Linked DNA regions of Homo sapiens: region 2 is linked to region 1. Evidence: chromatin contacts called from ENCODE Hi-C or POLR2A ChIA-PET data. All regions are on one chromosome and are shown on one strand. The core of a region is the stretch at or near the end of the contact, and the rest is flanking DNA. Distances in the headings are between cores, read along the strand shown. Region 1 overlaps RBBP8 (RB binding protein 8, endonuclease). Region 2 has its middle 44 kb from the start of CABLES1.

What was found. Hi-C counts contacts between places; a loop is a spot of excess contacts on that map. ChIA-PET counts read pairs that join two places held with the same protein, here RNA polymerase II (POLR2A). Pooled maps may share reads with other maps.
Region 2: a pooled map shows a loop between it and region 1 (2.1-fold over the local background). The contact joins two enhancer-like sites. A Hi-C loop is called at or near these places in 1 of 50 pooled maps. POLR2A ChIA-PET finds 5 or more read pairs at or near these places in 5 of 52 experiments (GM12878, H1, OCI-LY7 and 2 more).

What each region holds. Positions count from the first base shown.
Region 1 is chr18:22,976,775-22,980,839 of GRCh38, reverse strand. All of the region lies in intron 6 of RBBP8 (RB binding protein 8, endonuclease), which reads right to left. Among named protein-coding and RNA genes, the nearest start is that of RBBP8-AS1, 45 kb to the right of the region's middle. Within about 2 kb of position 2,284, at least 7 of the 41 ENCODE cell types and tissues checked have a DNase peak (open chromatin) inside an H3K27ac peak, as active enhancers do.
Region 2 is chr18:23,089,768-23,093,832 of GRCh38, reverse strand. No RefSeq gene overlaps it. Among named protein-coding and RNA genes, the nearest start is that of CABLES1, 44 kb to the left of the region's middle. Within about 2 kb of position 2,297, at least 3 of the 41 ENCODE cell types and tissues checked have a DNase peak (open chromatin) inside an H3K27ac peak, as active enhancers do.

The DNA of each region.
Region 1 (4,065 bases), core at 1,035-3,534:
GGGAGGGTGAGGTGGGAGGGTTGCCTGAGCCCAGGAAGTCGAGGCTGCAGTGAGCTATGATCATGCCACTCCACTCCAGCCTCGGCAACACAGTGAGACCCTGTCTCCAAAAAAAAAAAAAAAAACCCCAAAAAGACTTAAGTCATATGGATGAAATCTCATGAAAACCCTGTCACATCTGCTCATTTCACTGAGAACACAAGCCAAAGTCCTTTGATCCATGAAGATCCTACATGACCTGATGGTGCCCCTCCCATTTTTCCTCTCTGACCTTTTTTCCTATTATACTCTACTCCTGCCACACTCTCTTCCTTGAGGTTCCCCAAACACACCAAGCATACTCCCACCTTAGGTTCTTTGCACCAATTGTTCCACCTGCTTGGAATGCTCATCCCCAGATACCTACATACCTAATTATCTCTCTAATCTCCTTCAAGTCTGCTGGAATTTTACCGTTTAAAATTGCAACCTCCCTTCACACACCCTAGTACTCCTGTTCCCTGTTATTCTGCTCTATAAACTTTATCCACAGCATTTACTGCTTTTTAACATAGTATGCAATTTACTCATTTTTATTTATTTAGATTTTTTTTTGAGTCTGAGTCTTGCTCTTTTGCCCAGGCTGGAGTGCAGTGGTCCAATCTCGGCTCACTACAACCTCTGCCTCCTGGGTTGTAGTGATTCTAGTGCCTCAGCCTCCTGAGTAGGTGGGATTACAAGCGTGCAACACCATGCCTGGCTAATTTTTGTATTTTTAGTAGAGACAGGGTTTCACCACGTTGGCCAGGCTGGTCCCAAACTCCTGACCTCAAGTGATCCACCCGTCTCGGCCTCCCAAAGTGCTGAGATTATAGGCGTGAACCACGGCGCCCAGCTGCAATTTATTTATTGTATCTATTGCTCACCTGTTAGAATATAAGTTCTAAGAGGATGGGATCTTTGGTTAACCGATGAATCACAAGAGCCTACCACAGTAGACATACAGTAGGTATGGCGTAAACATTTGTTGAGTGAATAGGAGACATTCCCAGATTCCACTAGAGAATAAATTTGTGTGGATCTAGGCATATGTTCTTGCCCAACTCAATTCAGGATCAACTGTAACTGAAAGATTGGGTTTGAATTGAATTGTGAATGTTGAGTAAAAATAAAGTTAATTGACTTTCCCATGTCAAACCATTACTGACCTTATTTGCCAACCAATTGTTACCAGTCTGTCAGACATTTAGGCTTTACATGACCAAATCAGTCTGTCCTATTAGACTCGTATCAACTTGCAATACTATTTCCAAATAAAAGCTTATATAGTGAGAACTGTATGAACTATGACCAACAGAGATTTTTAAGAAACATTAATTGGAAGACAAAGACTAATTTTTCCCAAAAAAGATTTACACTTTAATTTCCTGAATGATACCAATATTATTTGTAGGCTTTAATCCTACATTTTATACCAAGGAACAATCTTTAGAGCTAATGTCTAATTATTTAAAATTTTTTAAATTTTAAATAAAATAAACATAAACATAAAATAAAATAAACATAAAATTATTTAAAATTTTATTTTATGTTTTTGAGACGGAGTCTCCTTCTGTTGCCCAGGCTGGAGTGCAGTGGTGCGATCTCAGCGCACTGCAACCTCTGCCAGGTTCAAGTGATTCTTGTGTCTCAGCCTCCCGAGTAGCTGGGACTACAGCTGCGCGTGCAACCATACCTGGCTAGTTTTTGTATTTTTAATGGAGACAGGGTTTTACCATGTTGCCCAGGCTGTCTCAAACTCCTCACCTCAAGTGATCTGCCCACCTTGGCCTCCCAAAGTGCTGAGACTACAGGCATGAGCCACTGTGCCCAGCCAAATTTTATTTTTAATTGACAAATAATAATTGTATCTACTTACTGGGTTCAACAAAATGTTTTGATACATGTTTACAGTGTAGAATGATTAAATCAAGCTAATTAACATCTATCACTTCACACACTTATCTTTTTTTTGTAGTAAAAACATTTAAAATCTACTTGGCAGTTCTGAAATATACAATCATTATTAAGTCACCATTCTGTGCAATAGATCTGATATCTAATTTTTTAATCTCTTCCTGTAATTTTCTTATTCTGGAAAAACAGTAAGTTAAAGTCATATGAGAAAGGCTTATAAATTAATGGAGTGTGAAATCTATCTGACCTAGCTTTAACTAATCACGTCACAGCCTGCTTGCCTATTAGTCATAAAAATTCCACCTGAAACATGAATGAGTCACGAGAAGCAATTGATTTCCTGGCAGAGTCAATGTGGAAGAAGCTGGGATCACAAAAGGAAAAAACAAAAAAACAAACAAAACTAGCTCTAACTAGAGGTGCCCAAACTAAGTAAATGAGTGCTGGCTTTGTCTTCCTTTGTCATAAAAGGAAAAAACAAAACTCCATATGTTAACCAAGTTCATCCTTTAAAACACTAGTCTCACTGATTTTCTGAGAGAAAGAGTTCACGTCACAGCTTTTGGTTAAATTAATTATGCACACTTGTCCTCCTTTCACTTTTCCTTCTGATGGCTTGAGCTGTTTGATTTATGGACCTCTGCTCCCTCTTAAACTCCTGTCAAAACTGTTTTAGTTGGTTTCTTCCCTAAAGACCTATAATTATGGATCTGGGGTTTCCCTTCATGAGTCTGTAAAAAAGTTTTAAATATTCAGCTTTTTTCCTTTTCTACTCTGAAGAACTTACATTTCCAGTTAAAACATAATTTAAACTTAACGAAGTAACATTATAGCCATTGTAGGGGAGGTGGCAGTACTGCTCCACTGATCAGGCTATACCTAGAATATTGATTTCTTAATTCAGATATTGACGAACTAAAACATTTTTAAAAATTCACAGTTTGAAGAGTTGAAGTAATGCCACATGAATGAACAGAGGATATTTAATGCCACAGTTAATGAACAGAGGATATTTACTCTAGAGAAAACAAGACTCAGGAGGGCCATGATAGCTGTCTTCATGTATCAAAAGAGTCGTCAAGTAGCACAGGAGAAGAGACTTGCTTAAGATGGTCCTGGAAGGCAGTCATAATCAAGAAATATAACTTATAAGCAGTGTAATTTCTATAAACTTAGAATTTTCTAATAATTTTGTCTCACTAAATTTAAATAGGCTTGGGAAACAGTAAACTTCTACTAGACGTGTTCAAACAATAGCTATTTGTTAAAGAAGCTGTATAAGGAATTCAATTTAGAAGAGGGTTGAATGCAATGAGTTCTACAGTCCTTTGAACTCTTACGTGTATAGACTCCCTTGACTTTCACTGACCCATCACATCTATTTTCTAAAACGAAAAGAATGATGACCTCAATACCTAGCTTTATACACATTTTTAACTTTATAGTGGCAAAATTTTACTGAATAATTTTGGTGTCACTAATAACTGCCCTATCATATAAGCCATCTTGTAACATCAAAACTAGCTCAGAAGAGTTAGAGTTACTGCATTTAACAAGCAGAAGTCAAATAATATTTTCTTCTAAAGTTCAGGGAAATTTCAGGCACAAATAGCATAATATGACAGTGGTTTAGGTGATCAGAGAAAATTAGGTTGCCTTTACAAGATGATACTTGCTTTTTTAAAAACAAAACAAAACAAAACAAAACTGCTGAGCAAAATGCAATTTCTTTGCGACCAAGCTACAGAAGAAGTTGGTTCATGAGAATCACAACTATCTTATATTTCAGAAGAGAATAAAAGACACAATCAGATCATCTCCTATACTCTTTTGACTAAGCATGTCCTAAATAAACATACATGCCTTAAGCTCATCTATATGATTACTCTTTCCTGTAATTTCAAACTTTAGCCTTCACTTCTTTTCTAAAATTTGAATTTCAACAGGAAAAATGCATGTGCTTGAGAACACTAAAAATAAATTCTAAACTAATTAGAATTCATATTTCTACCAAGCAAATGACACGATATAGTTTCAACCTAACTTATACACATTGGTTTTTGAGGCAATCGTCTATCTAATTCTGTGTTAACTTCTACACACTTGGTATCTCATCCCTTTGGTACTCAT
Region 2 (4,065 bases), core at 1,048-3,547, 110 kb before region 1:
AGGCCATTCGGGCTAACATGGTGAAACCCTGTCTCTACTAAAAATACAAAAAAATTAGCCAGGCATGGTGGCAGGCACCTGTAGTCCCAGCTACTCGGGAGGCTGAGGCAGGAGAATGGCGTGAACCCGGGAGGTGGAGCTTGCAGTGAGCCGAGATCACGCCACGGCACTCCAGCCTGGGCAACAGAGTGAGACTCCGTCTGAAAAAAAAAATAAATTAGCTGGGCATGGTGGTACACGCCTGTCGTCCCAGCTATTTGGGAGTAAGGAGGGAGGATTGCTTGAGCCCAGGAGTTTGAGAATGCAGTGAGCTATGATCGTGCCACTGCACTCCAGCCTAGGTGACAGAGTGAGACTCTGTCTCAAAATAAACACACACACACACACACACACACACACACACGAGAGGACCAATCCCACTCCAAATCATTGATGCCTACTACAAAAATACAAAAGGTCACAAGAAAACCAATGGGTAGGCCGGGTGCGGTGACTCATGCCTGTAATCCCAGCACTTTGAGAGGCCGACGGGGTCAGATCACCTGAGGTCAGGAGTTCGAGATCAGTCTGGCCAACATGGTGAAACCCTGTCTCTACTAAAAATACAAAAAATTAGCCAGATGTGATGGTAGGCGCCTGTAATCCCAGCTACTCGGGAGGCTGTGGCAGGAGAATCGCTTGAACCCAGGAGGCAGAGGTTGCAGTGAGCCGAGATTGCGCCATTGCACTCCAGCCTGGGTAACAAGAGAAAAACTCTGTCTCAAAAGAAAAAGAAAAAGAAAACCAATGGGTATCCCAAATAAATCAAAACAGATACCTAATCACAGCCTTCTGTGGAATTCATAACTCATCACTCACATAACAGGGATTTCCTTTTCTTTCTTTCTTTCTTTTTTGAGATGGAGTCTCACTCTGTCACCCAGGCTGGAGTGCAGTGACGCAATCTCAGCTCACTGCAACCTCCACTTCCCAGGTTCAAGTGATTCTCCTGCCTCAGCCTCCTGAGTAACTGGGATTACAGGCACCCGCCACTATGCCCAGCTAATTTTTGTATTTTTAGTAGAGATGAGGTTTCACCATGTTGGCCAGGCTGGTCTCAAACTCCTAACCTCAGGCGACCCACCCACCTCGGCCTCCCAAAGTGCTGGGATCACAAGTGTGAGCCACCGTGCCCAGCCAACATAACAGGGATTTCTAAGTGTGATGGTTAATTTTAGGTGTCAACTTGAATGAATTGAGAAATATCTAGAGAGGTGGTAAACCATCATTTTGGATGTGTTGGTGAGGTGTTTCCAGAGGAGACTGGATTGTGATTTGGTGAACTGAGCAGGGAAGATCTGCTCTCAGTGTGGGCAGGCAACGTTCAATCGACTGGTGGACCACAGAGAATAGAAAGACAGAGGGAAGGCAGAGTCTCATGCTCTCTCCTGGAGCTGGGACGGCCTTCTCCTCTTGCCCTTGGACAGCAGGACTCCAGGCTCCCTGGCCTTTGGACTCCGGGACTTACACCAGCATCCTCCTCCACCAGCCCCGAGTTCGCAGGGCTTTGGCCACGGACTGAGAGTTATACCATTGGCTTCCCCAGTTCTGAGGCTTCGAACTTGGGCAAAGCCACACTACCATCATCCCCGGGTCTCCAGCTTCCAGATGGCCTGTCATGGGACTTCTCAGCTTCCATAATCACATGAGCCAATTCCCCTCATAAATCCCCTCTCATGTCTCTATATATCCTATTGGATCCATCTATCTGGAGAACACTGACTCATCTAAAGCATCTTAAAAATAAGAATATATATATATATATATATATTTTAAAAAGGAATATATATGTGTACACACACACACACACACACACACACACACACACACATATATATATATTTTTTTTTTTTTTTGAGACAGGATCTTGCTCTGCCACCCAGGCTGGAGTGCAGTGGCGCCATTATGGCTCACTGCAGCCTTGACCTCCTGGGCTCAAGCAATACCCCTGCCTTGGCCTCCTGAGTAGCTGGGACTACAGGCACGTGCCACCAAAACTGGCTAAAAATATACACATATTCTTAAAAATGATTATTCAGCCATGACTTGCAATTTATAAAGAACAAGAACAAAGCTTATCTTTAAAATAATCATTTTATTAATCGTCCATTGCCACTCCTTTGGTCAGAGTTTCTCTAGGTGGTAGCTGCTTTTCTCACTCCTATTCTTTAATATAGCAAAAGAAGAAGCCTTCAAATGAAGTTAATATGAAACCAGAGACAGTGAAGAGAGAGAACCAGAGGTTGAGAAGAGGAAATACCAGCTTCTTTCGGGATGATGTTACTTCCTTTTTCAAGACAAAAAAAAAAAAAACAGTCTTTTCATGTTGGATTGTCAAGGCATAAATTGTAGTGTGGTTCCTAAATGTCTGACAATAGGGAAATCATTTAATAAATTATAGTACTGTCAAACAATGAAGTATCATGAGCCAATTAAAATGAATTTTTTAGGTTGGGTGCAGTGGCTCACGCCTGTAATCCCAGCACTTTGACAGGCTGAGGCAGGTGGATTGCTTGAGGTCAGGAGTTTGAGTCCAGCCTGGCCAACATGGTGAAACTCCGTCTCTACTAAAAATACAAAAGTTAGCTGGGTGTGGTGGTGCGTGCTTGTAATCCCAGCTACTCAAGAGGCTGAGGCAGGAGACTCTTTAACCTGGGAGGCGGAGGTTGCAGTGAGCTGAGATGGCACCAGGGCTCTCCAGCCTGGGCAACAGAGACTCTGTCTCAAAATAATAATAATAGTAATAATAATAATAAGTTTTTAATGGGCAACATTTTAGTGTGGAGAAATCCATAAGATAAAGTGATAAATGATAAAAATCAGAATATAAAACTATGTGTGATATGATTACAAGGTTGTTTTATACACACACACAAGATAGGCATTGCAGTATTAACAGAGGTTATCATCAGATGTTGAAGTTATGGCTTTAAAAACATGAATTATTATACTTTTTATTTTCCAAATATTTATATGGGCATTTATTATTTTTATAATAAAAGTTGGATATAAAATAATAAAGGGTTTTCATATTGTGGTTGAACTGTAAATGAGAGTTACTGAAGATTAGAGTTTCCAAAAATAAACATGTGGTTTTAATAGTCCTGTCTCATTGTGAATAGAAATACAATTTTTCGGCCGGGCGCGGTGGCTCACGCCTGGAATCCCAACACACTGGGAGGCTGAGGTGGGTGGATCACGAGGTCAGGAGTTCAAGACCAGTCCGGCCAACATGGTGAAAACCCGTCTCTACTAAAAATACAAAAATTAGCCGGTCGTTGTGGTGCGTGCCTATAATCCCAGCTACTTGGGAAGCTGAGACAGGAGAATTTCTTGAACCCGGGAGGGGGAGGTTGCAGTGAGCTGAGATCATGCCACTGCACTCCAGCTTGGGTGACAGAGCAAGACTCCGTCTTGGAAAAAAAAGAAGAAGAAGAAATACAGATTTTCTATGTTGTTTTCCCTTATCCTAGGTGCTTTTTAGCAGATTCCTATTGCACTAAGTGGTTCAGATCTTCTTAGCATGTACAGAATTTTTCAGGAGTTAGTGTTAAATGTTTTGGGCAAATGACTTTCAGACAACTGGGGCTCAGCCTAGCAAAGGAATCCTGCAGTACACTAAGAGTTTCCTTCTAATTTAAAGGAGATTCTTCTTTCTTTCTTTCTTTCTTTCTTTCTTTCTTTCTTTCTTTCTTTCTTTCTTTCTCTTTCTTTCTTTCCTTTCTTTCTTTCTCTTTCTTTCTTTCTTTCTTTCTTTCTTTCTTTCTTTCTTTCCTTCCTTCCTTCCTTCTTTCCTTCCTTCTTTCTTCCTTTCTTTCTTTCTCTTTCTTTCTTTCTTTCTCTTTCTTTCTTTCTTTCTTTCTTTCTTTCTTTCTTTCTTTCCTTCCTTCCTTCCTTCCTTCCTTCCTTCCTTCCTTCTTTCCTTCCTTCTTTCTTCCTTTCTTTCTTTCTCTTTCTTTCTTTCTTTCTCTTTCTTTCTTTCTTTCTTTCCTTCCTTCCTTCCTTCCTTCCTTCCTTCCTTCCTTC